Regions from separate parts of the Mus musculus genome. Here all the other regions are linked to region 4. Evidence: chromatin loops called from intact Hi-C (ENCODE). Cell type or tissue: left cerebral cortex. All regions are shown on one strand.

What was found. A loop is a pair of places that touch in the nucleus more often than their neighbours do. Peaks named below come from ENCODE experiments on the same cell type or tissue, not always from the same donor. Only the 100,000 strongest peaks of a DNase experiment are listed, where the experiment ranks them.
Region 1: it touches region 4 in a loop (2.4-fold over the local background); 7 of 42 quality-filtered maps call a loop at or near these places.
Region 2: a loop joins it to region 4, with 3 times the contacts of the local background. A loop is called at or near these places in 8 of 42 quality-filtered maps.
Region 3: a loop joins it to region 4, with 2.9 times the contacts of the local background. A loop is called at or near these places in 8 of 42 quality-filtered maps.
Region 5: it touches region 4 in a loop (6-fold over the local background); 30 of 42 quality-filtered maps call a loop at or near these places.
Region 6: it touches region 4 in a loop (2.5-fold over the local background); 8 of 42 quality-filtered maps call a loop at or near these places.
Region 7: a loop joins it to region 4, with 5 times the contacts of the local background. A loop is called at or near these places in 10 of 42 quality-filtered maps.

What each region holds. Positions count from the first base shown.
Region 1 is chr8:70,438,520-70,442,519 of GRCm38, forward strand. Crtc1 (CREB regulated transcription coactivator 1) reads right to left here and starts at 1,054. Exons shown (of 14, transcript NM_001004062.2): 1 at 914-1,054. The coding sequence starts at 1,039. In left cerebral cortex, a CTCF peak has its summit at 1,932 (motif pointing left); a DNase peak (open chromatin) is centred at 1,173; H3K4me3 peaks cover 1,568 bases; H3K27ac peaks cover 1,080 bases.
Region 2 is chr8:70,353,605-70,357,604 of GRCm38, forward strand. No RefSeq gene overlaps it. Among named protein-coding and RNA genes, the nearest start is that of Upf1, 2.3 kb to the left of the region's middle. In left cerebral cortex, a CTCF peak has its summit at 1,648 (motif pointing left); a DNase peak (open chromatin) is centred at 617; H3K4me3 peaks cover 603 bases; H3K27ac peaks cover 1,014 bases.
Region 3 is chr8:70,329,936-70,333,935 of GRCm38, forward strand. It overlaps Gdf1 (growth differentiation factor 1), which reads left to right. Exons shown (of 8, transcript NM_001163282.2): 7 at 1-341; 8 at 764-1,657. The coding sequence starts at 47. The coding sequence ends at 1,542. Cers1 (ceramide synthase 1) reads left to right here. Exons shown (of 8, transcript NM_138647.3): 7 at 1-341; 8 at 764-1,653. It overlaps Upf1 (UPF1 regulator of nonsense transcripts homolog (yeast)), which reads right to left. Exons shown (of 24, transcript NM_030680.3): 20 at 3,958-4,000; 21 at 3,336-3,497; 22 at 3,038-3,255; 23 at 2,685-2,807; 24 at 1,558-2,544. The coding sequence ends at 2,688. Among named protein-coding and RNA genes, the nearest start is that of Gdf1, 16 kb to the left of the region's middle. In left cerebral cortex, CTCF peaks have their summits at 995 and 2,324; DNase peaks (open chromatin) are centred at 683, 1,106, 1,757, 2,318 and 2 more places; H3K27ac peaks cover 2,497 bases.
Region 4 is chr8:70,502,994-70,506,993 of GRCm38, forward strand. Crlf1 (cytokine receptor-like factor 1) reads left to right here. Exons shown (of 9, transcript NM_018827.4): 7 at 312-499; 8 at 604-646; 9 at 828-1,085. The coding sequence ends at 841. Rex1bd (required for excision 1-B domain containing) reads right to left here and starts at 3,759. Exons shown (of 5, transcript NM_025577.3): 1 at 3,669-3,759; 2 at 3,504-3,586; 3 at 2,763-2,967; 4 at 1,991-2,067; 5 at 1,302-1,516. The coding sequence starts at 3,740. The coding sequence ends at 1,444. In left cerebral cortex, CTCF peaks have their summits at 272 (motif pointing left), 474, 2,072 (motif pointing left), 3,785 (motif pointing left) and 2 weaker places; DNase peaks (open chromatin) are centred at 256, 1,499, 2,063, 2,966 and 2 more places; H3K4me3 peaks cover 1,393 bases; H3K27ac peaks cover 1,688 bases.
Region 5 is chr8:70,414,036-70,418,035 of GRCm38, forward strand. The region is part of intron 1 of Crtc1 (CREB regulated transcription coactivator 1); the gene reads right to left. Among named protein-coding and RNA genes, the nearest start is that of Crtc1, 24 kb to the right of the region's middle. In left cerebral cortex, a CTCF peak has its summit at 1,650 (motif pointing right); DNase peaks (open chromatin) are centred at 1,676, 2,294 and 3,126; H3K27ac peaks cover 2,551 bases.
Region 6 is chr8:70,446,190-70,450,189 of GRCm38, forward strand. No RefSeq gene overlaps it. Among named protein-coding and RNA genes, the nearest start is that of Crtc1, 8.6 kb to the left of the region's middle. In left cerebral cortex, a CTCF peak has its summit at 1,518 (motif pointing right); a DNase peak (open chromatin) is centred at 1,665.
Region 7 is chr8:70,342,060-70,346,059 of GRCm38, forward strand. It overlaps Upf1 (UPF1 regulator of nonsense transcripts homolog (yeast)), which reads right to left. Exons shown (of 24, transcript NM_030680.3): 2 at 2,167-2,306; 3 at 1,276-1,365; 4 at 1-118. Among named protein-coding and RNA genes, the nearest start is that of Upf1, 9.2 kb to the right of the region's middle. In left cerebral cortex, a CTCF peak has its summit at 1,809 (motif pointing right); a DNase peak (open chromatin) is centred at 1,855.

The DNA.
Region 1 (4,000 bases), 64 kb before region 4:
GAAAGTCTGATGACACACACTTGACATGGAAGGATAAGGCTCCGCATCCACTCCACTTGGCCAAGAACCTAGCAAGGCCAGCTATGCCTGTCAAATGGCCCAGCCACCCAGTCTGTTGGCAGCTGTTCCCTGTCATGCATGGGAACCAAGCAGCCACCTCTATGCTGACTCCAAACATGGAGGAGGGATATCCTCAGCTATCCAGGAGGGATAACATCTCCTTCACGGCAGAAGTAGGAGTACCAAGGAAGGCACAGGTGACAATGATACAGTATCACCTCCTCCTCAGGTGCCAATGGAGTGACAACTGTGCCCTCAAATAACGATGAAAGGACCCCTTTCCTTTAGGTAACAATGAAGGGTGACAACCGTCCACTCAGGTAGCATTAATGGAGACCTGTCCACTCAAGTAGCATAAAGGGTGACAACTATCCCCTCAAGGTAGCAACAATGGGGCCACTTATCCACACAGATAACACTAAGGGAACAACTCTCCCTGAAGGTAGCAAAGATGGTGGCACCTATCCCACCAGGTAGCAATGAAGGGTGACACCTGCCCCACCAGGTAGCAATGAAGGGTGACACCTGCCCCCTCAGGTAGCAATGATGGAGTCGTAGGTCCTACGAGGTAGCAATGATGCAGTCCCTGTACCATCAGGTAGCAATCAGGGGGGTGACACGTGTCCATTCTGATAGCTATGATGATGGCACATGTCCCCTCAGACAACAATAATAGATGACACCAGTCCACTCAGGTAGCTGCGATGGGACCACCTGTCAAGTCCAAAGAGCAATCTCGCGAGCAGCCGCTCAGCGCTGTGGCGGCGTGGGGACACCTGCGGCGGCCGCAGCCCCGCCCCCGCGTCTCTTCCTCCTCCCCTCCCTCCTCCCCTCCCCTCCCCCGCGCTCTCACCCGCGCGGCCCGCGTCAGGCTCAGGTCCTTCATGACCTCCTCGAAGGCCGCCGTCTCCTCCGCCTGCTTCTGGTTGTGCAGTGCGATCTTCTCGCTAAATTTCCGCGGATTGTTCGAAGTCGCCATCTTCTCGCCGCCTCCTCCTACTCCTACTCCTCCTCCACCTCCTGGCCCCCCCCACTCTCGGGAGCCACCGCGCAGGCGCCGGCCGGGCCCACGGCCGGAGAGAACGCGCAGGCGCAAGCACGGCCCAGAGCGTGGCGCCGGCGCGCGGGAGAGGCGTGTGGCGTTGGGGTGAACACGCCTGCGCGTGCCTGGGCAACGCGTCGGGAGCCTGGGAGGGGCGTGCCTACGCAGGCGCACTGCAGTGCGCGTGGTTCGCTGGACAGCGGTCCGGGTCCTGTCCCATCAGCGAGGGACTTGAGTGGCAGAGGACACGGCAGAACTGATGCCTGCATTCACTGGACTCCAGCATTCGCTGAGGACTTGTTGGCGCGCCTGCTGTATTCCAGGGCACAGGCATGAACAGAGTGGGCCCTGGGCTACACAGCCGGGGAAGGGAGCAGACTTCCTACCAGGAATTGAGCAGGGGTCCCAAAGTACAGTTCCTGGGCAGAGCCTGACTTGGCACACAGAAGCCGGGGTTCGGTCCCCAGCAATACACACACACACACACACACACACACACACACACACACACACACACACCACACTTATAATAAAGTTTCAAATGGGAGAAATGTGCTGCGCCTTCTAAGAAAAAAGACAGTACTGGCCATGATGGTACGACCAGCTGGAGCCAAGGGGATGGGGAATTCAAGCCACCCTTACCTGTAGAGTGAGTTCAAACCAGCCTGTGACACAGGACACGGAGAAAAAAAGACAAATGGGGGGGGGCTCTCTGGAAAGATGGAAAGATTGCTCAGAGACTAAGGGCACCTGCTGTCCTCGAGAAAGACCTGACTTTGTGATCCCATGGAATAGCTCATATGCCCTTGCAACTAAGGTTCTAGAAATCCAACGCCCTCTTCTGGCCTTGGCAAGAAGTTAAATATACACATAGCATGTGCACACACACACACACACACACACACACACACACACAGAGATACATAGATAAATGTTTTAAATTTAAAAATATTGCCAGGCAGTGGTGGCACACACCTTTAATCCCAGTATTCAGGAGGCAGAGGCAGGCAGACTTCTGAGTTCCAGGCCAGCCTAGTCTACAGAGTGAGTTCCAGGACAGCCAGGACTACAGAGAAACCCTGTCTTGAAAAAAAAGAAAGAAAGAAAAATTAGAGAGCTAAGGTCAGGCATAGTGGCACGTGCCTTTAATCCCAGCAGAGGCAGGCAGTTCTCTTTGAGTTCAAGGCCAGCCTGGTCTACAAAGCGATTACCCAGTCAGGGCTACACAGAGAAACCCTGCCTCAGAAAAAAAAAAAAGAAAAGAAAAGCAAGCAATAAATAAATAAAAACAAATAGAGCTAGAGAGAAGGCTCCGTTATGCTAGCATTTGCTGTACAGGCACACACATTAAAGTTTGGCGTGGCCATTGAGTGCTGCAGATAGGGGACTGGCCAATCACTCTACTGAAAGGGGAGCCTCACGTTCCATTCAGTGGGATGCTCTGCTTCACATGAAGAAGTAGAAGGGATCAGAAAAAGGCACACATGTCTGTGGCACACATGCACACACACACACATGCTGTGCTGAAGGAGACTGTATGAAACCCAGACCACACAGAGGAAAACAGAGCCTCAAGGTGGTAAGACTTTGAACTGTGTGAAGCTGGAGACACAGGCCTTTCCGCTACTGGGGCCATTGTGTCCTTCCAAATTTACTTAGGTCCATCTTTCCTACCTGGCAATGCCTGAGACCACCATCTCTGCCAGGAAGAGGGGAGATGGGACACACTTCTGTCTACCAGCTAGTTCTCACTATTGTCCTGAGAGGTCAAAGGCACAGACAAAGCCTACAGCTGCCTGGAAGGGGGACCCCTGGCTATAATTGGGCTCTGACTGTGATCCTGGCTGTCTCCCATGGCTTTAGAAGGCTTTAGTGAAATTAATGTGCATTGATAAACACCAGCTGTCTCTGCCATTTACTCTGGTCTGAAGGGAACCCATCACAGACACAGGAGAACAGAGCAGACATGGGCTGGGAGGGAGTAGAGGTCAGCAGGTAACCACCTGGGGGCTGTGTCCTCACTCCATTCACCCCACAGCCTTGGCTGTAACTTATCAGTCCTATCCCCCAGAGTGGTGGAACAATGGCCTGACGACGACTGGATCCATTGGTCACTGCCTCCCAGGATGGATGAGGGAGATATGGAGAGAATCATACACCCAGGTGTCCCCCTCCCTTATTTCCTCACACTTGTCATGCCAGCATTGGGGAAACTGAGGCAGAAGGATTGAACGTTCCCAGGCAGGGTCTGGAGAGATGGCTCAGTAGGAAGTGTGGTAGTCTGAATACAAATGGCTCCTGTAGGGGCTGGAGAGATGGTTAAGATGGAGCAGTGGTTAAGAGCACTCACTGCTCTTCCAGAGGTCCTGAGTTCAAATCGCAGCAACCACATGGTGGCTCACAACCATCTGTAACAAGACCTGATTCCGTCTCTGGTGTCTGAAGACAGCTACAGTGTACTTACATATAATAAATAAAATAAATCTTTAAAAAAAAAAAACAACCAAATGGCTCCTGTAGGCACATATTAACAGGTAGTGGCACTACTTAGGCAGGACTGGGAGATGTGGCCTTGTTAGAGTATCACTAAGGGTGGCTTTGGGGTTTCAAACACTCAAGCCAGGCCCAGTGTCTTTCTTCCTGCTGTCTATGGATCAATGTAGAACTCCCAGCTCCTTCTCCAGCACCATGTCTGCCTGCATGCTGTCATGCTCCCACCATGACGATCATGGACTAAACCTTTGAAACTGTAAGCCAGCCCTAATTAAATGTTTTCTTTGTAAGAGTTGCCTCTTCACAGCAATAGAACAGTGACTAAGGCAGTTGGTAATTGGGTTTGAATCTCATCTTCCACACAGCAGCTCATAACCATTTGCAGCTGCAGCTCTAGTTACAGAG
Region 2 (4,000 bases), 150 kb before region 4:
GGTGTGGAGCCTGTGGCACGGGGACCACGCACCTGCACTCCTTGAACCTTAGTTACCCCGTCTGTCACTTGGCTCGTGGCCATTCTCAGTATTCATCGATTGAATAAATGAGTAGGGAGCGGGGACTCTGCCAAATGGTAGTCACTGCTACCCCGAGCACTCCTGAAGCCTGTGAAGATAAATGCTTCTTTTGTCTTGCGATCAAGTCGCACTGGTCCGAGCTAGCCTGGGAATCGCTGAGAAGGGGTCAGGTCCCCTAGAACTAGTTATGAATGGATGTGAGCTCCTCTTGTAAGCGCTGGGTGCACAACTCTGAGCCATTTCTCCGGCCTGTTTTGGTTTTGATTGAGGGTCTCACACTGTAACCATGGTTGGTTTGGAATTCGGGGGAATCCTCCTGCCTCAAAGTGCCTGGTGGTGGGGTGACAGGTGTACATGCAATGTTGACCACGGAACTAAGGGCTCTTGTGTGCTAGGCAGAAGCTACCAACTGATGAGCATCCACAGCCAGCTGCGAGACTTAGAGAAACACTCCTCCCTGGGTTTCCTTCCCACTCTTCAGTGGAGGAAGTGTAAGTGTTGCAGCTCTGAAGGGAAAGGCATTCCCCCCACAGAAGTGTATCTGCTCTGCTTGGGCAGGGGGAGGGGTGGAGGTGGTTCCCCAAAGTGTTTCAGCTGTGCTCCAAAAGATCCTGGCAATTGGGAGCCAAGAAATAGAACAAAGTCACAGCACACAACAAACCTAACACGAGATTTATTGCGAGGGAAAAACCCAGGAGGGTGGCTGCCTCTGCTTGGGTGGATCTCCCAGTAAGGACACTCCTTAAAATCCAAGCACTCAGGAGTCGAAGGCAGGGAGATCTCTGTAACTCTGAGGCCAGCCTTGTCTACAGAGCGAAGTTCAGGACACCCAACATTACATCATCTCAAAACACACAAAAACAGATGCTGAGTGTAGAGGCGCAGTCTCCCAGGACTCTGGAGATGGAGACAGAGCAAGGATTCAAGGTCATCCTAAGTTGTATAGCAAGTTTGAGGCCAGCCTGAGGTATATTAGAACTTGGCTAAAAAACACAATGAAACAAACAAAAACAGATAAGTAAATGTTCCATCAGGCCAAGGATTAGTTAGCCCAGTTCGCTGCAACCTTCCATAGAGGGACAGTAGTGCCTGTAGCCACTGCTCAATAAAAGGTTCTCTGTTGCTTTGTTGTTTTTCAATTCTTAGTACATTTATTTAGTTGTGTGTGGGCACACTTGTACATGCACAGCACATGTGTGGGATCACAAGACAACCTACAGGTATTGGTTCTCTCCTAATAATGGAACTCGGATTTGGTGACAAGCCCCTTTACCCACTGAGCCATCTCATCAACCTCTTGGGTCAGTCAACAGGATATAAGATTAAACCACCAGAGTCCAGACTTCAGTTGTCTTTTTGGAGTAGGATCTTTGAGAGTTCGAGACCAGCCTGGTTTAAAAAGTGAGATTCCGGGGCTGGTGAGATGGCTCAACAGATAAGAGCACCCAACTGTTCTTCTGAAGGTCCTGAGTTCAATTCCCAGCAACCACATGGTGGCTCACAACCATCCCTAACAAGATCTGGCGCCCTCTTCTGGAGTGTCTGAAGACAGCTACAGTGTACTTACATATAATAAATAAATAAATCTTTTTTTTAAAAAAAAAGTGAGATTCAGGATAAACAAGAGAACCATTGTCTCAAAAAATTAAGCCTGGCGGTGGTGGCACTCGCCTTTAATCCCAGCACTTGGGAAGCAGAGGCAGGTGGATTTCTGAGTTCGAGGCCAGCCTGGTCTACAGAGTGAGTTCCGAACAGCCAGGGCTACACAGAGAAACCCTGTCTCTAGAACCCCCCCCCAAAAAAAATTAATTAAATCTTTAAACAAGACAAGTAATTGCTCAAGACCTCTTCTCAGGCAGGAGTCCTCCAATCCTGCATGTGGCACATGGTGTGCTCTCAGTCCCACTGAAATCGGTGGAAAAGAATTAGCCGGGCGTGGTGCATGCCTTTAATCCCAGCACTTGGGAGGCAGAGGCAGGCAGATTTCTGAGTTTGAGGCCAGCCTGGTCTACAAAGTGGGTTCCAGGACAGCCAGGGCTATACAGAGAAAACAAAACAAAAACAAACAAACAAAAAAAAGACCAAAAAAAATTTTGTTTTTGTTTTTTGAGACAGACCCTGCCTCACACAAGCTGGAGGGTGAGGAGGCACACCTAGCATCGTCTGAAGTCAAGGGCTCCTGTGGCGAATGTCCTGTACACACAGGCTTGTGCTCAGGCTATGCATGTCTGAGATTTCTCAATAGTGTCCCAGTGTCACAGCAATGTGTGCTTTGTTAAACTAAGGTCACAGAGGAAGTGTGGGGCCACTCTGTTTCTCCTCCTTCTCCTTCTCCTTCTCCTTCTCTTATTTTTAAATAATAGACTTTGTTAGGAAGGAAAAATGGCCAGACCTGTAGTTTATATACTGACTCATGTCTGATGGTCTGTAACCTCCGGCCATGGGAAGATGAACCCACTTGGTGGGTCTCAGACTTCAAGACAGGAAAGATACATAATGAAGTGGCCCAAAGTCTGGTACTGGGGCTCAGCTTGGAGCTCAGTTATTGTACAGTGCTGGTAACTGAGTAGGACACCTCTTTATCTGACTGCACAGGACCCTGTGTTCTGTCTCCAACTTCTCACAAGCTGGGTGTGGTGGTGCACAGCTGGCCCCACCCCCTCCCCCACCCCAGCACTCAGGAGATAAACAAGATTTCAAGGTCATCTCAGATGAACAAATTTGAGACCAGCTTGTAGATACTTTGTGGGTTCTTCTTTCTTCCAATATTTCAATCCCCTAAAACTAGATAAGAAAGAAAAAAAAAACAGAGAGGAAAGGAAGAAAGAGATCTTTAAATAAAGTCAGGGATTGAAAAGGGGGCCACAATAGGTTTAGAATATTTCCTGCTGATTAGGAGTTATTGAGTTCCTTGCAGGCAGCTTTGATCTTTGCCATCAGGATATCTAATTTCTTCTTGTTGTGTATCTTCTTTGTGCGTAACTACATAGCAAACTGCAACGAATCACTAACCAACACCCCACCCCTCTTGGGGCTTTCACATTTGTATACCCTCTGAAAAGTCCCCAGTGTTCCAGAGCCACACAGTTACAGAAATTCTCTGCAGCTGGCACAATCACGCCCCTGCTAGAGCACAGGACAAATCATAGTCAGCTGCCATGGACACTGGGAACAAAGCTGCCCCATCTTCCACACCTGGGATTAAAGTGACCAAAACATTGTCTTATAATATTTCTGTGTTTTTCAAAGAAACCAAAACTGTAAAATTTCTCACTATCCCAGCCTGTGCAACATTATGAGAGGCCCTCTCTCTCAAAAAAAAAAAATATCAGAATAGGAGGCTGGAGGGATGGCCCAGAGGTTAAGAGCACAGGGTGCTCTCCTAGAGGACCTGGGTTTGGTTCCCAGCACCCCACCCACGTGGCAATTGTAACCCCTGATACTTTCTTCTGATCTCCATGGGTACCTGGCATGGGCACCAGGTACAAGCGTGATGTACAAAGGTACCCGAAGGGAAACATCCAGACCTGTAAGATAAATCTAAAAGATTTTTAAAAATCAAAACAGAAGGCCAGAACCTTTAGTCCTAGCACTCTGGAGATGAGGCAGGTGACTAAGAACTCCAGGCCTGCTTGGTCTACATAATGAAACAATCTGAAAAGCAAATAAATAAATCAAATAAATGAATCAAGAGTTTGAGAGATAGTGTCTTAGTCAGGGTTTCTATTGCTGTGATGAAACACTGTGACCAAAAAAGCAAGTTGGGAGGAAAGGGTTTGTTCAGCTTAAGCTTCCACATCACTGTTCATTGATGAAGGAAGTCAGGACAGGAACTCACACAGGGCAGGAACCTGAGGCAGGAGCTGGTGCAGAGGCCATGGAGGGGGGCTGCTTGATGGCTTGCTTAGCCTGCTTTCTG
Region 3 (4,000 bases), 170 kb before region 4:
ACGCAGTGGGCTCCGCTGACTCTCTTGGACACCTCCTGGGAGGAAAATGCTCCCTGTCTGCCATCGTTTTTGCGACCACCTCCTCCTCCTGCTCTTGCTGCCCTCGACGACCCTGGCCCCCGCGCCAGCATCCATGGGCCCCGCTGCCGCCCTGCTCCAGGTTCTTGGGCTTCCCGAAGCGCCCCGGAGCGTCCCCACACACCGACCTGTGCCTCCTGTCATGTGGCGCCTATTCCGTCGCCGCGACCCCCAGGAGGCCAGAGTGGGACGCCCTCTGCGGCCATGCCACGTGGAGGAACTAGGGGTCGCCGGAAACATTGTGCGCCACATCCCCGACAGCGGTGAGTAGGGGGTTGTGGTTGGACAAGGGTCCATGAGACTGAGGGTCCCCCACACCACCTGTCCAGCCTGGTAACTAGCTGGGGCCCTGTTTTCATAGTCCTCTAAAAGCAAGGACACGTGCTAGTGGCTTCCCAGTGCCCAATCTCAGCCCTGCCCCCATCCCGCCACTTCATATCCTTTGATGCCTTCCTTCAGGTCACTTTTCTGGGCCTCCAGGTCCTGGCTGGCACGTCTCCTTTCTGCTCATGTCTGCAACTGTAGGCACGGCGCCCTACAGTGTCCCTTTTTTGCAGCGGGTGCCCTGCCCCCACCCCATCCATCAGTGGGGCTCCCGTCTCTCAACACTTCCCTTCCTCCTTGTCTCAGCCCAGCCGGTTTGCTGGGACATCGCGCCATGTCCGCTCTCTCCTTGCATCTCCAGGTCTGTCCTCCAGGCCCGCACAACCCGCCAGGACCTCGGGGCTGTGCCCCGAGTGGACAGTCGTCTTTGACCTGTCGAATGTGGAGCCCACAGAGCGCCCAACACGCGCGCGCTTAGAGTTGCGGCTGGAGGCTGAGAGTGAAGATACAGGGGGGTGGGAGCTAAGCGTGGCACTGTGGGCCGACGCAGAGCATCCAGGGCCTGAGCTGCTGCGCGTGCCGGCGCCACCAGGGGTGCTCCTGCGCGCAGACCTACTGGGGACTGCAGTAGCCGCCAACGCATCAGTGCCCTGTACTGTGCGCCTGGCGCTGTCACTGCACCCTGGGGCCACTGCAGCCTGTGGGCGCCTGGCTGAGGCCTCCCTGCTGCTGGTGACGCTGGACCCACGCCTGTGTCCCTTGCCGCGATTGCGGCGCCACACGGAGCCCAGGGTAGAAGTTGGTCCAGTGGGCACTTGTCGTACCCGACGGTTGCATGTGAGCTTCCGTGAGGTGGGCTGGCACCGTTGGGTGATCGCGCCGCGTGGCTTCCTAGCCAACTTCTGCCAGGGCACGTGCGCACTACCCGAAACGCTGAGGGGACCCGGCGGGCCGCCTGCACTCAACCACGCTGTGCTGCGCGCGCTCATGCACGCAGCTGCTCCCACCCCGGGTGCAGGCTCGCCCTGCTGCGTGCCAGAGCGTCTATCACCCATCTCCGTGCTCTTCTTCGACAATAGTGACAACGTGGTCCTGCGACACTACGAAGACATGGTGGTGGATGAGTGTGGCTGCCGTTGACCACCCGGGACACCCTTTCAGGGACCGCCCCACGCAAAAGCAGGGACTGTTTGTTCATGTTTTATTGGTGACAAAAAGCTTAAAACAAATTTGACTAAAAATTAAGTTCCATTGCGTTGGCGCAGGTGTGCCTGGGTAGGGGTTGGGTGGCTGCCGCGGGAGGTGGGGGTCCGGGGCAGGGCGCCCAGCAATGAGGCCTCCACCCTCGATGGGGAAGAACCCGCAGGCCGTGCTCACGAGTTCGCCTGTGGCCTCTGAAGCTCAAACTCAAAAACAAATCCTCCGGCTGCGGTGCAGGCGGTGATCCCAGGCTGCGGGGCTCAGGCTTCTCAGCGCTGCCTTTCCCGGAAGCTTCTCGCATCTCTCAGGTTTAACAGTCAGGTCTCTAGAGACAAACCGATCCAAGTACTTCCCATACTCCTTTGAAAGAATCTTTGAAGGGGGTAGGGGGGAGGAAAGGAAAACCAAAAAGAAAAAAAAAAAAAACCAAACAAACAAACAAAAAAAAAAAACCAAAAAAAAGAAAAAAAAAAGAAAAACCAGAAAAACCCCAAACACCGTATTTTCTTTAAATGAAACCCCTTAGCGCTGGGACCGCGCACTGATGCTCCTGGCCGCCCGCTTGGGCACAGAAACGCGAAGTTCGTCCTGCTAAAACGTAGCCCCTCAATCACGAGAAACAAAGAAAAAGAACAGCGGGGCCGGTCCTGGCGAGGCCTCTCCCTCTGGCGGGCACGGCGCTGGGCCGGCCTCGCAGCGGTGCGGGCCTCTCTCCTCTCGCCGCCCACAGGGGGCGCCCGCTCCTCGGCGCTCCGCTCTGTCGTCCTCCCTGGCCGCTCTCTGCTCGCTCTCGCTCCTCTTTCCTCTCCTCTCCTCGGCTGCTCACACAGTGGTGCTTCAGTTTTAGCAGTGGAAAACAGGTATCCATTTATTTTTATTTTTTATTACCCAGAATAAGATGCTGATAGACTAAGCCACATAGCTTAGCTCTTCCTCCGCTACCTGTGATCAGGGACAGGGTTAGAGGTGTCAGGGCCAGTAGAGGCAGGACCTGCCAACACACCATATCTACTTGCCCAGTCTGTCTGGGAAGACCCTGTTTGCACACGTGTGCAGAGAGCTGAACCCACCAGGGCACTTGCCTTCTAGTACTGGGACAGCCCGGTGACCCCGCCGTGCTGGTATGCCCGCTCTCCCTGGTATGTGGAGTCTTGTGAGAGTGCCACGTCAATCTGTGATTTAAACTCATCACCGAGGTAGCTGTCCTGAAAGGCAAAGGTAGTGTGAACATGGCCAGGAAAGCTAGTAGCCCACAGCCACCCAGTCCGCAGACCCGAGGATGGGAAGAAACCCCATACTGCAGCCAGAGTGGCAGGGTGACAGGTTCAGATCCATAGCAGTAGAGTTCATTCACCCTTCAGAAAGGCAGCATCATGGTCTCATGTGTCCCCTCACCCCTCCACCCCCTTTTCTCTGCTGTAGGATGCAGGCCCACCTGGGACAGTTCTGGCTGGGAGAGGCCAGGCTGGCTCATCTGAGAGGGCTGGCTCATGGACACGTAACCCTGTGTGAGGGCACCCTGTGAAAAGGGCTGGGAGGCCACGTCCTGGCTGGCCTGGCTGTTGGGAAGGGTGGTCTGGCTGGGCCCAGGAAGCCCAAAGCGGTTCTTCTGGCGGCCCCCACGGCCAGTCTTGGTTTTTGGGGTGCCCCGACCTGAAAGACAGCAGTGAAATATGGCAAGGTCTACCTAAAGCTAGGAGGAGAGCCTGGGCAGTAGAGATAAAACCGCTTACCAGCTGCCGGCCCGTTGGCCTGTCCGAAGTAGCCAGGTGGCGGCATGGGAGGCATGACCAAGTTGAAGGGAATAGGGATGTTCATGGCAGCCACGTGGCTGGGGCCTGCGCTGATCATACTAATCTGGTCATGGGTCTGGAAGTACATGTTCGAGGGCCGGCCTGCAAAACATTTGAGTCAGATGCAGGGCTCCAGTGGACACTGGCTGCCATGAACTAGCTGCTGGGCCAGCCAGACAAGTAGGGAGGTCGAGTGTGTCTTGACATGCAGAGTGCTGGTAGAGGGTAAGAAATGACAGAAGGGTTGGTGAGATCTGGCCACGATGGAACTTTCTAGACAAACTTGGAAGCTTCCAGAAAGCAGAGGCCAGCCTAGCTGAGGTAGACACAGGTTTGTTGCAGGATACAAGGGCAGCAGCACTCAGGCAGACAGGTGGCCTTAGCAGTTCTAAAGGGATCATGGCCCAAACCACTAGCTGAGGCCAGAACAGCTCTTGGGGACCTGGTTGGAGAAGCTACAGAAGCTACTGGACAAGTTCCAGACGGAGGCCACCCATGGGGCAACAGGTTCGGAGTGGGACGTGGGAAGATAAACACATGGGTTCTGGCCAGGAAGACTCACCCTGGCTGCTGCGGTCATAGACAGACCCGGGGATGATGGCCTC
Region 4 (4,000 bases):
AGATCTCTGCTTTCTAGGTCTTTGTCTTAGTTTGCCCCTTGCTTTGTCCGTGTCCCTAGAGTCTCCGGCCCCACTTAGTCTCCATTGATTTCCTTTCCGACCGAATACTCGGTTTTACCTCCCACTGATTTGACTCCCTCCTTTGCTTGTCTCCATCGCCGTGGCATTGCCATTCCTCTGGGTGACTCTGGGTCCACACCTGACACCTTTCCCAACTTTCCCCAGCCGAAGCTGGTCTGGTATGGGAGGCCGCCGTCCCGCGCGCGCCTCCTGCTGGCCGCGCCCCAACACTGCCGCTCCATTCTCTTTAGAGCGCCCGGGCCCGGGCGGCGGGGTGTGCGAGCCGCGGGGCGGCGAGCCCAGCTCGGGCCCGGTGCGGCGCGAGCTCAAGCAGTTCCTCGGCTGGCTCAAGAAGCACGCATACTGCTCGAACCTTAGTTTCCGCCTGTACGACCAGTGGCGTGCTTGGATGCAGAAGTCACACAAGACCCGAAACCAGGTAGGAAAGTTGGGGGAGGCTTGCGTGGGGGGTAAAGGAGCAGAGGAAGAGAGAGACCCGGGTGAGCAGCCTCCACAACACCGCACTCTTCTTTCCAAGCACAGGACGAGGGGATCCTGCCCTCGGGCAGACGGGGTGCGGCGAGAGGTAAGGGGGTCTGGGTGAGTGGGGCCTACAGCAGTCTAGATGAGGCCCTTTCCCCTCCTTCGGTGTTGCTCAAAGGGATCTCTTAGTGCTCATTTCACCTACTGCAAAGAGCCCCAGGTTTTACTGCATCATCAAGTTGCTGAAGGGTCCAGGCTTAATGTGGCCTCTTTTCTGCCCTCAGGTCCTGCCGGCTAAACTCTAAGGATAGGCCATCCTCCTGCTGGGTCAGACCTGGAGGCTCACCTGAATTGGAGCCCCTCTGTACCATCTGGGCAACAAAGAAACCTACCAGAGGCTGGGGCACAATGAGCTCCCACAACCACAGCTTTGGTCCACATGATGGTCACACTTGGATATACCCCAGTGTGGGTAGGGTTGGGGTATTGCAGGGCCTCCCAAGAGTCTCTTTAAATAAATAAAGGAGTTGTTCAGGTCCCGATGGCCAGTGTGTTTGGGGCCTATGTGTTGGGGTGGGGGGAGGGGTAGCATACCCCCTCCCCACCTATAAATTTCGATCCTGTTTTCTAGAACACTACCTGTCCCAGAACTCCTTGGGGGTGTGAAATCTTACACCTGCTCTCCCTGTTTCCCTGGAGAATCCCCCCTCACCCCAAGATGGCTGACCCATCCCAAGATACAGAGCTGATGGGAAAGCTGCAGAGGGAGAATTCTTTATTGCGTGAGGCACATTGGAGGGCAGCCCAGCAGGGCACGACCTCAGCCAGCTGGCGGTCAGGGCTGGGCTCGACGCCATGGGCCTCTTTTCCCGGCTTCCTCTGGTCCCTGGGGAGCCGCCCTCACTCGGCAGATTCCGCATCAAACCTGAGTTCCTGCAGAACCTCGCCGATCGCCTCCATGGTTTTAATTACCCTACAAGAGCGGATGGAAACTATAAATAAAACCCAGATGGGGTGAATTAGCTGAGCTGCACAGCTAGCGGGGAGGGGGGCTATGGCAAGCCTTGGGCCCTCCTGCTTGCTGCCAAACCTCAAGCCCAGCCTGGGAGCATGCCCAGGAGGCCGGGTGGCTCGTTGGGTCACAGTAGGCTCATGGGAAAGGCCATGGTGGTGGGGGGAGGGGATGTTTGTGCATGCCTATCTATGCATAGAGACCTGCAATAGACCTAGAGGGGTTCACAGGGGAGCAAGTGACTGGTCACATTCAAACTCCTGAAAGCAGTGGAAACTGTAAGAGATGTGATATACATGCACATCCTAGGAAGTACGCATCTGGGAGCACCAGAGTGCATCAGAGTGTCTGCCCTCTCTGACTGGCTCTGCGCTGGGCTGACTCAATCTAAGGTGCCAATCTAAGGTGGCAAGCCAAGGGGCCAACAGGGCTCACTTTATTTTCAGCTGGTGCAACTTTTCAGGGTCCTGTTCTGACACTCCTGGTGTCCCCATCACCTGCAACAGTGCCACCTGGAGGAGGAAATGGGAGTTACAGTAGACAAAAGCCACACAGAGGGAAGGAGGGCCAGGAGTGGACTCTAAGGAGAGCAGAGCTTGAGTGGGAGGTAGCGTATGACTTGCTTTTAGGGCTCTCCTATGGAAGGAGGTACAGAATATGGTCACAGTTTGGAAAAACCAGGGAATGGTGGCAGGTATGGTGGGTGTGGCCTCCACCCCAGTGGCCGGACATGGAGTTCGAATTCTAGGATGGAAATGGAACTCTGCAGAGTTTGGGATTCTGCACTAAGAATTCCAGACCAAAGAGCTACATGGTTTACAGTGGGCAAGCTCCTCCCCTGCTACCACTGGCTATAAGGTTAGGGTAGGTGGGGTCTTGGGATCTGGGTCAAGGACCAAGGATGACAAGTGTCTGAGGATGTTTGTGGAAGAAGTAGTTTGTGGGTTCCAACGGTGATAACCCAGAGTTAGGGACTTAAACAGCCACAGTGGTCGATGCGTTGGGTTTCTGGAGTTCTTAGGACAGCTTTACAGAGGGGCTGGTATAATTAAGCAAAAATTTGGGAGGGAAATGTAGTTAGCCAGGAAAGAGTGGGAGAGGGCCCAAATGCATAGAGGTGTTTGGCAAAAATAGTAGTAGGTCGGGGTGGCTGGGAATGGGTTGTGGACCATGCCCCACTCTAAAAGGAGAGGGGTGGTGGTCTTACCGTGGCCAGGCGCGTCTGTTCTAGCTCCTGCAGGCTGCGCACGTGGCGGGCGAGCACCGGTTGCGCTCGAGGCCCTGCCAACTCTGCTTCCACTGCCAATACCTCCCGCGAGGCAGCGGCGAAGGCCTGGGTCACCTCGTGCACGACACTCCGGTAACTCGGGAAGTCATAGTGCTGACCACTGAGCAGGTACTGACGGTGAGCTCTGCAGTGGACCGGGAGGATGCTGAATCGACACGCTGACAAGCAGACCACGCTCCCTGCTCCAGCTACGTGGAAGATACCCCCGACTCGAAAGAGACAAACCCGAACTCCACAGACTGGGTCTGTCAGGACAGAGCTAGTGCTTAACCATCTCTGCACTCAGAGAAATGAGGGATCTTGTGGAGGGTCACACCACAGCTGCTCCCGCCAGGCCACGCCCACGGTCACATGCTGCTCTACACCTATCTACCCTGCTACTAAAAGCTACACCCTCAGCTCTACCCAACTCCCCCAAATAGACAGGCTTCAGTGTCACAGATCCTTTTACCCACCCTTCTAGACTTCGCTTTCAAGTACGCCCTGCTCCCGGCAGCAGCACTCCTGCATCTCCTGGACCAGATCTGGCTCTCTCCCCACCTCTTCCGACCAAGTCCACAACCTAGGTCCTCCCAGCCACGCCTCCAGCCGCCTCCCCTCAGGTCCCCCTCAGGCAAGCTCTCCCAGGGCCCGCCCCCTCCTCCAGCCCAGCCCGCTCACTGGTCTAGACGGCGGAAGGCCTGTGCGCGTTCATTCTGAAGCTGCTGAATCCTCTGCACCAGTGTAGCGATCGGGGCGTCTCTCTATGGGGGTGTGGGGCCATGAAGCCGGAGTCCTGAGCCCATCCCGCCACCCCGCGCCCGTCCCACCCGCAACCGGGCTCACCCAGGCCCACGCGGACTCCGCAGACCCGGGACCGTCTGCAGCAGCCAACACCTCTGTGGCGGCGGTGAGCATGACTGCGCAGTCAAGTGGCACTAGGGAATGGCCGCTGCGCCCCCTGCCGGCCGGGAGGTCCACCACCAGCCCGCGCGCCTTTGAATTCGTTTTTTTTTTTTTTTTTTTTTGAGACAGGTTTTCTGTGTAGCCCTGGCTGTCCCTGCCTCTGCCTCCCAAGTGCTGGGATTAAAGGCGTGTGTCACCACCGCCTGGTGGAACTCTAAATAGTTTCTAAAGCAACTAAATGGTTAGTTCCAGGGCTGTGTACATCCGCCAGA
Region 5 (4,000 bases), 89 kb before region 4:
CATGTCCACTTCTGTCTTCTGTTCGCATGGCACAGACCTCAGTATCTTTGAGCCCCATGATCAGCAGCACCCAGAAAGGTCAGCTTTACAAGAACCCATAGACTCCTCCGACTCCTACGCCACTGTGATGATCCCCACAGCTTGGTGGAGTCAGCTGTGAAGTGGAAACCTGTGGCTTCTTTGGAAAGTCAGTTTTGTCAGATGGTGTTTTGCTGGGGCAGACATGTTTTCCTAAAGCAGACACATGTGAGAGGATGTTTTGCTAAAGCAAACATGTAAGAAGACACATGATGTCAAGAAGGACACAACAGACGCAGGCGACACTGGATGGTGTTGGTACACCTTGCCATTCCTTAATTACCATTGTTTGTCCTCACTTCATAGAAATGCACCAAAACTCTTGGTGGTTTTCTGGCAGCTTCTGGCTACTTCCTCAGATTTGGGATGACTGGCAGAGTGATGTCGGCTGAGTTTTGCTAAGACAGACTCACGTGGTGAGGCAATACCCATGGAAGGACACATGATGTTTGGAGGAGGGAGTACACATAGGACCCAACATTGATGGCAAGCTTGCATGGCTGGACTTACAATGCTTCAGTGTCTCACTCATATCTTCATCTTTGCTGATTTTCACTTCATTCAGAGAGGCATAATATAGAATTTCTCCTGCCGGTCCTGGTGGCTCCTGCTGACTTGTGCTGATTCATTGAGGCCTGGGTGTTTCTGCTGGGTCATGCCACCACTGCTGATTCATGTTTGCTCTCCTGACACAACTGAACTAGACACCTGATATCCTGACAATTAGAGATTGAACTCGTCCCAAAGAACTGTTTCTAAACAGGTATGGTTCACTTCCCCTGTATCCTAATACACTATTTCTTTTCACTATCTCTGGAGGGTGATGGGCTAGAAGGAAGGTTAAAGCATTTCAGAACTCTTATTAAAAGTAGGTTTTCAAAAAACCAAAAAAAAAAAAAAAAAGTAGATTTTAAAAAAAATTGAAGACTACACAGGTATTCCAAGTTTGGTGGGGCCAGGCGTGGTGGTGGCCTTTAATCCCAGTACTTGGGAGGCAGAGGCAGGCGGATTTCTGAGTTCGAGGCCAGCCTGGTCTACAGAGTGAGTTCCAGGACAGCCAGGGCTACACAGAAAAACCCTGTCTCAAAAAACCAAAAAAACAAAAACAAAAACAAAAAACCCAACCAAGTTCAGTGGAGAAGTTTCTAGAAGAATTAGCAGACTCTCATAGCACCCCCAATCAGAAAGTGACCTAAGTATGGGAATTTTGTGTCCACAGAATTCCTGACACCCAACCCAAACAGACACCAAAGGGCACTGAGCCAGCCCTGGGAATTGGCTCTCACCTTAACCCAGGAATCACCTTGAGACTATATTATAAAACATATATCTTAGCTAGGTATAGTGGTGCATGCCTTTAATACCAGCACTTAAGAGGCAGAGGCAGGTGGATCTATGAGACAGAGGCTAGCTGGGTCTACAGAGAGAGTTCCAGGAAAGTCAGAGATACACAGAGAAATCCTGTCTCAAAAACAAAACAAAACAAAACAAAACCATGTATTTTATTCTATTTTTAATTACATGGGTGGGTGGGTGTCTGTGTGTAGGCATGTGCACATGTCTGAAGATACCAGAAGGGGGCACTGTAACACCTGGAGCCTGAAGGAATCCAGGTTCTCTGCAAGAACAGTGCTTACAATTCCTAAGTCCTGCGCCATCTCTCCAGCCCCCTAATTAAGGACTTCAGTTCTGCATAAGGTCACAGCCCCTGCCTCTGGAGCATGAAGACACATTGCTGGGGAGACACAGTACAGTCTACTCCCCTGATGGACAACTCACGCCTGGGAAAGAGGCATGCCTGCCAAAGAGACATGGCCTGCCTAGCTAGGAGGTAGCTAAGGTGGTGGTGGGGCTGTTTTATAGGGGGCCGGGGGACCCCCCCCTCCCACTGCAGATGGAGCACCTCCCCAGGTGGACAGCTCAGTGGAGGCATCCCTCTGGCTAAACTCCCTGGGATGGTATGACCAGCGCGTCATAAAAAAGCCACCTCTGGCCTTGTATGGAGCCACTCTGGGTATCTCCTGGGGAAAGGACCTGGCAGGCCCCATTTTCCCTAGGAGATCTGAGCAACCCCACGCCCACTATCCCCTCCTAGACTCAATGTTCAGATGGAGTGGCCTTGGGCAGGCCAGGACTGCTTGTAGTCACCATGGCAACAGGCTGGCCTTGTAAAGATATTAAAGAGAGCAGGCCAGCTGACACTGGGGCTCTGTCCTGTGCAGAGAGTCTAGTAGGAAAGAGTAGGAGGGGAAGGCTACGAAAGGGATGTGTGTTCCCTGCACGCTCAGCTTTCCCTTCCACTGGCTTGGCCCTCTGCTCTTTCCAGCCTCATAGCCTTGCATCAGATAAGCCAGCAGCAGCTACCTCAGGGCTTCTGCATGGAAACCAGCAAGGGGCATGGCAGTTGACTAGAGCTCCATGGAACTCTCCATTCCTCAGTTTACCATCTGAACCTCCTTAACAGAGGGCTATCTCCTGCTTGCTTGTCACCTCCATGGTAGCCAGGAAGAGAGCCTGGAAGAGAAGCAGGGCTTGGCTATGCAGGAAAGCAGCTAGAAAAACACTTGCAGGATTATCCAGAAGAGCTGCTCTCGGGACCTCAGGTGGGGACACAGCTGCTGTGCCTGGACAGGGCAGCTGCCCCTCTGCTAATGGCTGAAATGGAGAAAGAGGCTCAAAGACTAACCCTGGCCTTCCTAGTGTTAGGGCAGCATGCACCCCAGGAGAGGCCGATAGCACACAGTCCTGGGGGGCCCCACCCTTGGGCCACCTATCCAGAGTTCTCTGAGAGGGAGAGCTAATCTCCCTGGATTCTAAAAGCACAGCAGGAGGCAGCAAGCTCAGGGAAAGTTGGAGGAGCTGCTGAAGTGCAGGAGGGCAGGGACAAGGGCCTTGGGGGGAGTGTGTGCAAGGGCAGGGACCTAAGACAGCACTGAAGCCACGCCTAGATAGAGACTGGGACTCCTTCCCCACTACATCGGACACCTTGACTGCCTCCCCTGCCCATGCTGCCCCAGCCCTGTCACCACCCACGTCCCCAAGCTCTCCCGGAGAGGTACCATCTGCTCCCTACAGCTAAGCTCTTAGATTCCACAGAGCCAGGCTGTTGCACTGTCATGGCCTCACACGAGGATTTCAGCTCACCTAGGTGGAGCAGAACCAGCCACCAGGCAATAAGGACTGGCTTGCTACAATCTCCAACAATGGGAAGAGAGGGCTCTAGCGTGGCAAGGAAGATGGGGACAAGAACTGTAACCTCTCATCCAATCCACTCCTGTGGAGAGGGTTTGTGTGCCCCTATTCTAAGACTTTGAAATACCTGATCTCTAGATTCTTCCCCTCTCTGCCGTGGATGGGAGTCAGGACCCATACGAGCCATTGAGGACTGAAGGCAGGACCCTATGCTCAGCAGGGCGTGGGGACCAGCACTCAGGCTCTCATGTGCTCACCCCAGCCACCCACCGTCTCCTTCTCTGCTCCCTTGCAAGTCTAAAGGAAGATGCCTGAGCCAGAGCCAGGATATGTTTTTCTCACGTGCCCTACATGCCTGACGGACCCACCCGAGCACAATCCAGTAACCTAGAGCACCCGAGGTTTAAGTGTGGCAGTGATGAGGGATTGGCAGGGGCAGCCTGGTGCAACTACGGACAGTGTGCGAGGGGCTCGGGCCAGTCCCTCCTCACCCTGGCAGCCCCAACCCTGCTTCCCATCTCTCTAGATGTTCTGGACATTTCTCGGCCCCACAGCTATACAAGATGTGGCCTTTCAAGTCTGGCTTCTGTCATGTCCTGTGTGTTTGGGGTCCATCTGGCTCACTGCATGCCCCAGGAGGAGCACACAGCGTCACTGTTTATCTATTTCTCAGATGACTGACACTAGGCATGCTTTTCTATCTTTTGGCGGTTGGGAATAATCTGTGAAC
Region 6 (4,000 bases), 57 kb before region 4:
AGATGGCCACTGCAGCAACATAAGGGCTGTGGTGGCCTGCATATGCTTGGCCTGGGGAGTGGTACTGTTTGGAGGTGTGGCCTTGTTGGAATAGGTATGTCACTGTGGGCATGGGCTTTAAGACCCTCATCCTAGCTGCCTGGAAGCCAGTCTTCTAGTGGCCTTCAGATAAAGATGTAGAACTCTGAGCATCTCCTGCACCATGCCTGCCTGAACACTGCCATGTTTCTGCCTTGATGATAATGGACTGAACCTCTCAACCTGTAAGCCAACCCCAATTAAATGTTGTCCTTATTAAAGAGTTGCCTTGGTCACGGTGTCTGTTCACAGCAGTAAAACCCTAACCAAGACAGGGTTCTCCCCCTCCTCCTCCTTCTTTCTTTCCTCTATGAGTTACCTTGGCCATGGTGTCTCTTCCCAGGAATAGAAGAGTACTAAGAACATTGGGGTCACCAGTTGTGGGTTTTCTACTCAATGATAGTAGAAGAGGCAAGATGGCTCCTTGGATAAAAGGATCTTGCCACAAAGTATGAAGACCTGAGTTCAGTCCCTGGGACCCCCACATAGTAAAAGAGAACCAACTCCTGTGTGCTATCCTCTCCCGAATACACTCACTGTAGCACTGTAGCATGGTGTGAGAACAGAAGTGCCCTCAGTTTCCAGGACTATGACATCCTTTCAGCTCAGCATCTGGCTGTCTCATCCTCTTGCTTCTTCTTAATCCTAACCCACTCTGCCTATGTAACCCAGGGTAGCCTTGAACTTGCATCCTCCTGCATCAGCTGAGGGTCCTGGCTGTATGTGCAAGTGTGTTATTTAACAATTGAATGCAGGGCTTCACACTCACTAGGGGAATGCTCTGTATGGATCCACATGTCACATTCACGTTATACTGTGCACAAGTGGAGGCAGATGACATCATATGTCCTGCTCTCTCCTCTCAGCCAATCTCTTTGCAGAATCACTAGTCCTCCACTCTCCACAGGTTACAGACACTGTTTTCTTCATGGGTGCTGAGATCTGAATTCATGGCACTCAGCTGTATGCCAATTTTCATTTTATGTGAATGTGCATGGTGTGTGCAAACCATGGAACACATATGGAGTTCAAAGGACAACTTGCAGATGTCAGTTCTGTCTCTCCATCATGTGGGGCCAGGGGTCAAATTCAAGTTGCCTCTTCGCTGTCTCACTGTCCCTCTAATTATTTGGTTTCATCCATCACAAAATCTGGCTGCTATGTCTTTATTTGGGTTTTGATAGCAGGGTTTCACCTGGCTGTCCTGGAACTCACTCTGTAGACAAGACTGGCCTTAATTTCAGAGATCCTCCTGCTTCTGCCTCTCCAAGTGCTGGGATAAAGGCCCGTGCCACCACCATCCGGCCATTGGCCACTGTCATAAGTAGCATTTTGGGTAACAAAAAGTCTGAGGTTCATGGGAGGGTGGCTCTGTGACTTAAGACTCGGGAGGCAGGAGATCTGTGTGATTCATGTACCTTGCTCCTCACAGCCACAAGATGGCTGCAGAAGCCCCTGGCATCCTGTCAGCAGAAGAAGGAGCAGGAAAGGGGAGGGGGCAACAAAGTCTCTCTCCTGTCCCAAGAAACTTCCGACCCCTCAGAGCTTGTTGGCCAGAGCTGGGAGCTGTGCCCAGATTGAAAAACAATCCCAGCCAAAGGCACTGCCAAGAACGGTTCGGACCGAATCTTAAATCAACCCCCAGGGCTGGGCACATGGCTGCTGGCAGCATATCAGAGCTCTGGTGGTGTGGAGGGAGCTGTGGCTGCTGGGTCAGCCCCTGGGAGCACTAGGAGGGGCTAAGCAGGGGCCCTGACTTGGGTGGTAAGGTAGCTTGGCGCCAAGCGACAACAGTGCCACAAACACCAGATTTAGAATGATGACTGGCATTCACTTCTCTTGTGTATGGGCATCTTCTGGCGGGGTCCCTCTCGGCCAGGTCCCAGGCTGCAGAGACAGGCGGCCAGGTGCTGCCAGCACCAGGGAGCACAGAGAGGGATCTCAGCCGTGAGAATGTTCAAGCTGGAACTGACTTCTGGAGAGCAGAGCCAGGGGCGGGCTTCCAAGCTGGCCAGGTCCAGGCGGATTCCCACCTCACACAGCTCCCCGGAGGCCCCCGTGGCCTGACTCACCGCGAGGCCCTGGAAGTCACACTTGGCCTGTCTCTCGGGCCTGCAAACCACCGTCCCCTGAGAGGGCAGTTTCCCACAGCCAGAGCCCAGGTGTGGAGGGAGGTTCCTGAGGACCTTGGCCAGACCTCTAGGAAGAAGCCGGAAACAGTGTCCCTGGGCTCAAGGCAGTTCAGGGGCCTAAGGCTGTAAGATTAAAGACAGAGAAAGACCAGGGGTGGTGATGCTACCAATCCGCCCAAGGGCATCTGCCAGACACAGGAGCTGGCTTCTTTACGTGTAATGAGATAAAAACCAGGGGCTCAGTCATATTAGGTCTCGCCTTTGCCACGAAGACCTGCCCTCAGTCCCTCACTGGGGGATTCTAGGCAGGGACTCTACCGTTGAGCCACACCCATAGAACCTAACTAGAGGATTCTAGGCAGGTGCTCCACCCCTGAGCCATACCCCCACCCAGCCCCTCACTGACAGAATCTAGGTAGGGACTCCAGCCCTGAGCCACACCCCCAGGCCCTCACTGGGGCATTCTAGGTAAAGGCTCCACCCCTGAGCCATATCCTAAGCCCCTGAGGGGTTCACTGAGGGACTCTAGGCAGGAATTCCACCCTAAGTGAGACATACCCCAGCTTGGTGAGCTTGCCCTTAACCATATGTAAAAGTCTGTGCGTTTGACTCCGTGCACAGATGCACATGGATTTGCATGTCCATCTTGGCCATGTTAACTCATGAGTTGCTGTATGTCCTTGAACTCAAGTATGCCCTAGCTCTTAGGGGTGGGTGTGTGTGTGTGTGTGTGTGTGTGTGTGTGTGTGTGTGTGTGTGTGTTTGTGTGTGTGTGTGTGTGTGTGTGTGTGTGTGTGTGTGTGTGTGTTATATGCATATACTGTGCACAGGCATGTTTCCCTTTCTCTGAAGGACACAGACATTACTGACTGAACGTGCAAGTCAGCTTCTGCTAATTAAAAACAGCTTTTTTATGTTTAAAGTTTACAATACAAAAAATAATTTTCCTTTCTTCAGGGGGGTGGGGTGGGCGCCAAGGAAGGGGCAGGGGCCCCCAAGAACATTCCATAAACTGGCTCAGATGGCTCTGCACAATCGCCCTAGTTAGATACACTAACCCACCCCCACCCCTGGCCCCACTGCAGGCTCTCTGGCTAGCTCATTGGGGACAAGATGTTGTGAGGTGCTATGTGATCTGGGGGACTTGTGGTTGGCAGACACTTCACCCTGCCCCTCTGCAGAAGGCAGCTACAATGTCTTGGTGGGTTGTTTGGATACCCCTGGCAGCCTGGGTCCACTCTTCTATAGATCAGCCCTTGCTTTAGTAGCCACCACCCGAGACTTACTGAGGAAGGTAGCTGGAGTACAGGGAAGGGACCTTGGGATGACAGCCCGACTTCTTAGAGAACTGTTCGAAGTGTCAGTCACTTGTCCCCAACTGTCACCCTGTGCTGAGCTGGGCTGGGGCAAGGATCCTGAAGGGTCTGGCACTGGAAGAAGCATCCGGGAGAATGGAGACAGGTCTGCTGAATCTGACCCATCATGGCCTCAGAGGCTTATCTGCAGTTGTATGTGTGTGTGTGTGTGTGTGTGAGAGAGAGAGAGAGAGAGAGAGAGAGAGACTGAGCAGAGATGGAAGCTTCTGGGGGCTGTAGCAACATGGAGAGGTCCCTCACCAGCCTCTCGTGCACACCCTCTTCCAGGCTGCCCAGCAAGCCTGGCTCCTCAGCCCAGTTGACACTCAGAAGCCCTGCAGCTCTCCATTCAGCAGGGAAGCTGAAGAGAAAGGGATAGAGGGGCCCCCAAAGCCCGAGGTCACACAGGTGGCACAGGTCACACTGGTGGCACAG
Region 7 (4,000 bases), 160 kb before region 4:
CAGGAAGACGTTGCGGCAGCCACAGTTGTAGCACTCCAGCACGGTCTCGCCCAGAGGCCCGTCCTTGTGCAGCGTCACTTCCTTGCATTTTGCCCTCACGAGGTGATTCACAATGTGGCTGAGACCAGGAAACCATCGCAGTTAACACCCCAAGCTTGGCTTCTCGGCACCTCCAGGTCGGCTACCCCATGCAAAATGTCCAGTACTGCTCATGGTCTGTCAGCACAGGCCAGATGGTCACACCTCAGGGGCACAGGTGCCCAGGGAGCCTCAGCCCCGCTCGCTTGTTCACTGACTCACACAACCCCTCCATTTCCTCTTTCTCTAGCCCCAGCACATGGTGCTAACTTAACCTCTGGCAGCCATGCTCAGCAAAAATGGCTCCTTCCAGGTCCTCTTTTTCCATGCCTATTTAAACAAACAGGTCACCTCCTGGTCTCTATAGCAAGGAGCTGCCCTAAGGACCATAGCTCCCATCCCTTCCCCGTCACATATGAGGACATGGCCTACCCCAATAGTGGCCCACATTGGCTGGCCACCTCAGGGCCCACAGGCTCTGCCAGTTCTTCCTGACTGTCTTAGTTGTCTTTCTGTATGATCCCATGAAACCCCCACTGTAGTGACCATCCAGCCATTCTTAGCTTTGTAGGTCTTACTCCTCCTTCTGAGAATGGGATGTCTTGGTCCCTGAAAGTGACTTTAAGATCTTTTAAAGATGATAATCCCTGCCTCACTGTAGACCTGGTACCTACAACCTTCTGTGGCATTCTTTTTACAGAATGTCCTCAGAAACAAGCCACACCCCTGGTGGCAGTGGGAAACAGGCACACCTGGCTCAGTTGTTTCTCTCCAACAGTGTTTACTGACACTTGCATGGAGAGCCAGCATGATATAGGGATGAGTCTAGTTGTTCCTAATGACTTAGGATCTTGAACCATTGGTTCCAGAGACAATCAAGTCAACTGGCTCAGCTGGATGCCCTCAACCTCCCAGGAACAAGGACAGGCAGGCCATGCCAGCCTCATTTCATGAGAGGCAGGCACAGCCTGAGAACAGAATTAAGCCAAACTCCTCACATAATGAGCGAGGCAGAGAATCAATCAAGGATAAACATGTCGAAGCGTTCACACGCCACCATCTGTTTCAAGTTACACCAGTCAAAGGGGGAGCCCAGGTTCACCAGCACCATCTCATTCCAGCTTTGCTCCAACAACACCGTAACTCACAGCAGCCCTAGTGTTGCTGATTAAACACACATGCATGGCTGTCAGCTACCTGCCAGAAGTATTTCCTCGGCCATTGCAGAACCACTTCTTGCTGGTATTACAGTAAACCACGCAGGCAGGATCATGGATTCCACAGTAACTGGAAAAGCCCAAACATCAACAGTCAGTACTGGCCTGCAGCTTTCAGGTTTGGTTAGTGTGAGGGCAACACAGATGCCTGAGTGGCACAGGCCCAAGGCAATCCTGGCCCCTTCCCTTCAGCCTGCAAGTTTCTAACAAGGTTGTGGGAGCACCTGACTCCAGAAGGCAGGTACTGTGCAACCAGAGAATGCTCAGGCCCAACCCAGGCTAAGGGAGGCCCCTGAATCACTGGGTCTCCATAGCTCTGTTGTGCACCGGCAGGCTGGGGCCATGAGGTGTCAAACCAGAAAACGCTCTCACTGGGCTCTCTCGTCTATTCCTGGTGGAAAGGACGACTAGGGCTCCCAGATCAGCCTGCCTGTAGCTCTGGTTTTATCCTCGAAAACACTTGTCAACCAGGAGAGAGCCATTATAACGGAAAGCAATAGGTGTGGAGAGGAGAGGCCAAAACAGCCCTGTAGAGGGCGGCAGATGGCTACAAAACCCTAGTAAAGACAAGCTCTGGCCTTGCTGGGTGTGTGTGTGGGTGGGTGGGTGTGAAGTTAGCTGAGCTGGGTATTCCACAACAAGGACATTCCAACTCTTTAAGCCTCCAATGCCCTCATGTGGCCCTGATGGAGCTGATTTAGTCAGGATCCATGCCCTGCCTTGGCTCTTCAGGGTCCTTGCTGAGTGGCTATGGCAGGGGACCCACAGAACCCTATGAATCTGGGGTGTTAGGTACTGTGCTCTGGGTTCTGAACAAGGAACCGGTACTCTGAAGCAGGCCACCTCTTGGTCCTGGAGCCCTGCAGCATACCTGCAGGCGTGGACTGGGAGGTCCTTAGTGTAGTATGTGTCCTCTTCATCTTCCTCGAAGTTCAGCTCAGCTAGCAGCTGGCTGGTCTTGGCCACACTGTCATCCACAGCCCCATTTTGCAAGATGCCCTCTGGTCCAACCTAGAGAGAACACAGTATCACCAGTGCAGGCCACCAAGGGCACCCAGAGGCCCCACTCCTGAGGTCTATGCTACTGAATCCCGTGCTCCTCTACTGAGCAAAAGGATTAAAGAGTCAATGCTGGCTGGCAACAAGGGGCCACTCAGTATGGCCATGGGGCTCTCAGCCAAGCCACAACTGTCCCCACAGCCTAAGTGCACAGAACAAGATGATTGCTTGAAACCTGTCATACCACTGTAGGGATCACTATGTAACACAATGACATATGCCTGTGTCCTACTATCATGGAGGCTGTGCAGGCTGAGGTAGAAACCAGGCAGCTATTGCCTTCCATGCCCAGGTTGTGCCTTATGGTGAGGAACATATAGCCACGAAGTTCCTCAAAGTCACAGCATAGGATGTCTGCACTGAAGTCCCACCACAGAGACCTGACTAGCCTGAGGGGGCACAGCTCCACCATCACCCCAGGAACTTCAGCTCCAGAGCACTAAGTCAGCATCCCCCCAACACTTAGCCACCGGGTTCTTCAGGAGCCTAGAAGTAGCAAGTACCAGGACTCAAGATAAGAGATAGGAGCAGACACCTCCTGATCAACCATGGTGAGCTCTCACTATGGTTATCAGTCATGCTGTTCAGCCCCCAGCCTCAACCTTCAGCCACTTCCCAGTATAGATATGAGCCTTCCAAGCTGCATGCAGACAATCACCAGTCATTTCTCATACCCTAAACATGGTGCCCAAGAAAGGCTAGGATCCCTGGGTCAATTCCCAACACTACCAAAATACACCCTATGACTGGGACACATGGGGACTCAGCCTGGCTGCAATCATCCGGGGTCTGTACTGATTTTAGAGACAGGCAAAGGGGAGTGTGCTCTGCGATCTAAAAGCTTTTAGACAAGGAAGATGCAACATAACTTCTGCATTCATCTTCCTCAGCACTAGAGACAAAGCCTGGGCCTCATATGTACCAGGCAGGAGTTTTACCAGTGCTCTCTCTAGCCCTGGCCTCAATTTCTGGACCACACCATTTAATCATTGCAAAGGATCTCTTTTTTTGTTTGTTTGTTTTCCGAGACAGGGTTTCTCTGTATAGCCCTGGCTGTCCTGGAACTCACTTTGTAGACCAGGCTGGCCTCGAACTCAGAAATCCGCCTGCCTCTGCCTCGCAAGTGCTGGGATTAAAGGCGTGCGCCACCACCACCCGACGCAAAGGATCTCTTTAAAACTTTGACGAAAGATACAGAGCAAGGCAGGTATTGGAGGCAGAGGATTATGAAGAGTTCCACGCTGGGCTGGATGCCTCTAAGTGAGCATGTAGGCGACATTATTTCTCACTGAGAAATGCCTGTCCCACATGGCCACTAAAGAAACCTTTCTCAGCAGGGCAGTGGTGGCACATGCCTTTAATCCCAGCACTTGGGAGGCAGAGGCAGGTGGATTTCTGAGTTCTAGGCCAGCCTGGTCTACAGAGTAAGTTCCAGGACAGCCAGGGCTACAAAGAGAAACCCTGTCTCAAAAAACCAAAAACCAAACCCCCACCCTCCCAAAAAAGGAAAAGAAGAAGCCCTTTTTCAGAGCCACACACAACTTTGTCTGTGTGTGATGATACTAGGGAGTGTCTATAAGTAGGATTATTACAGACCTTGACTGGCTCACCTCCCTGAGCCAAGTCCTATGGGTCAGTAGCTTTGG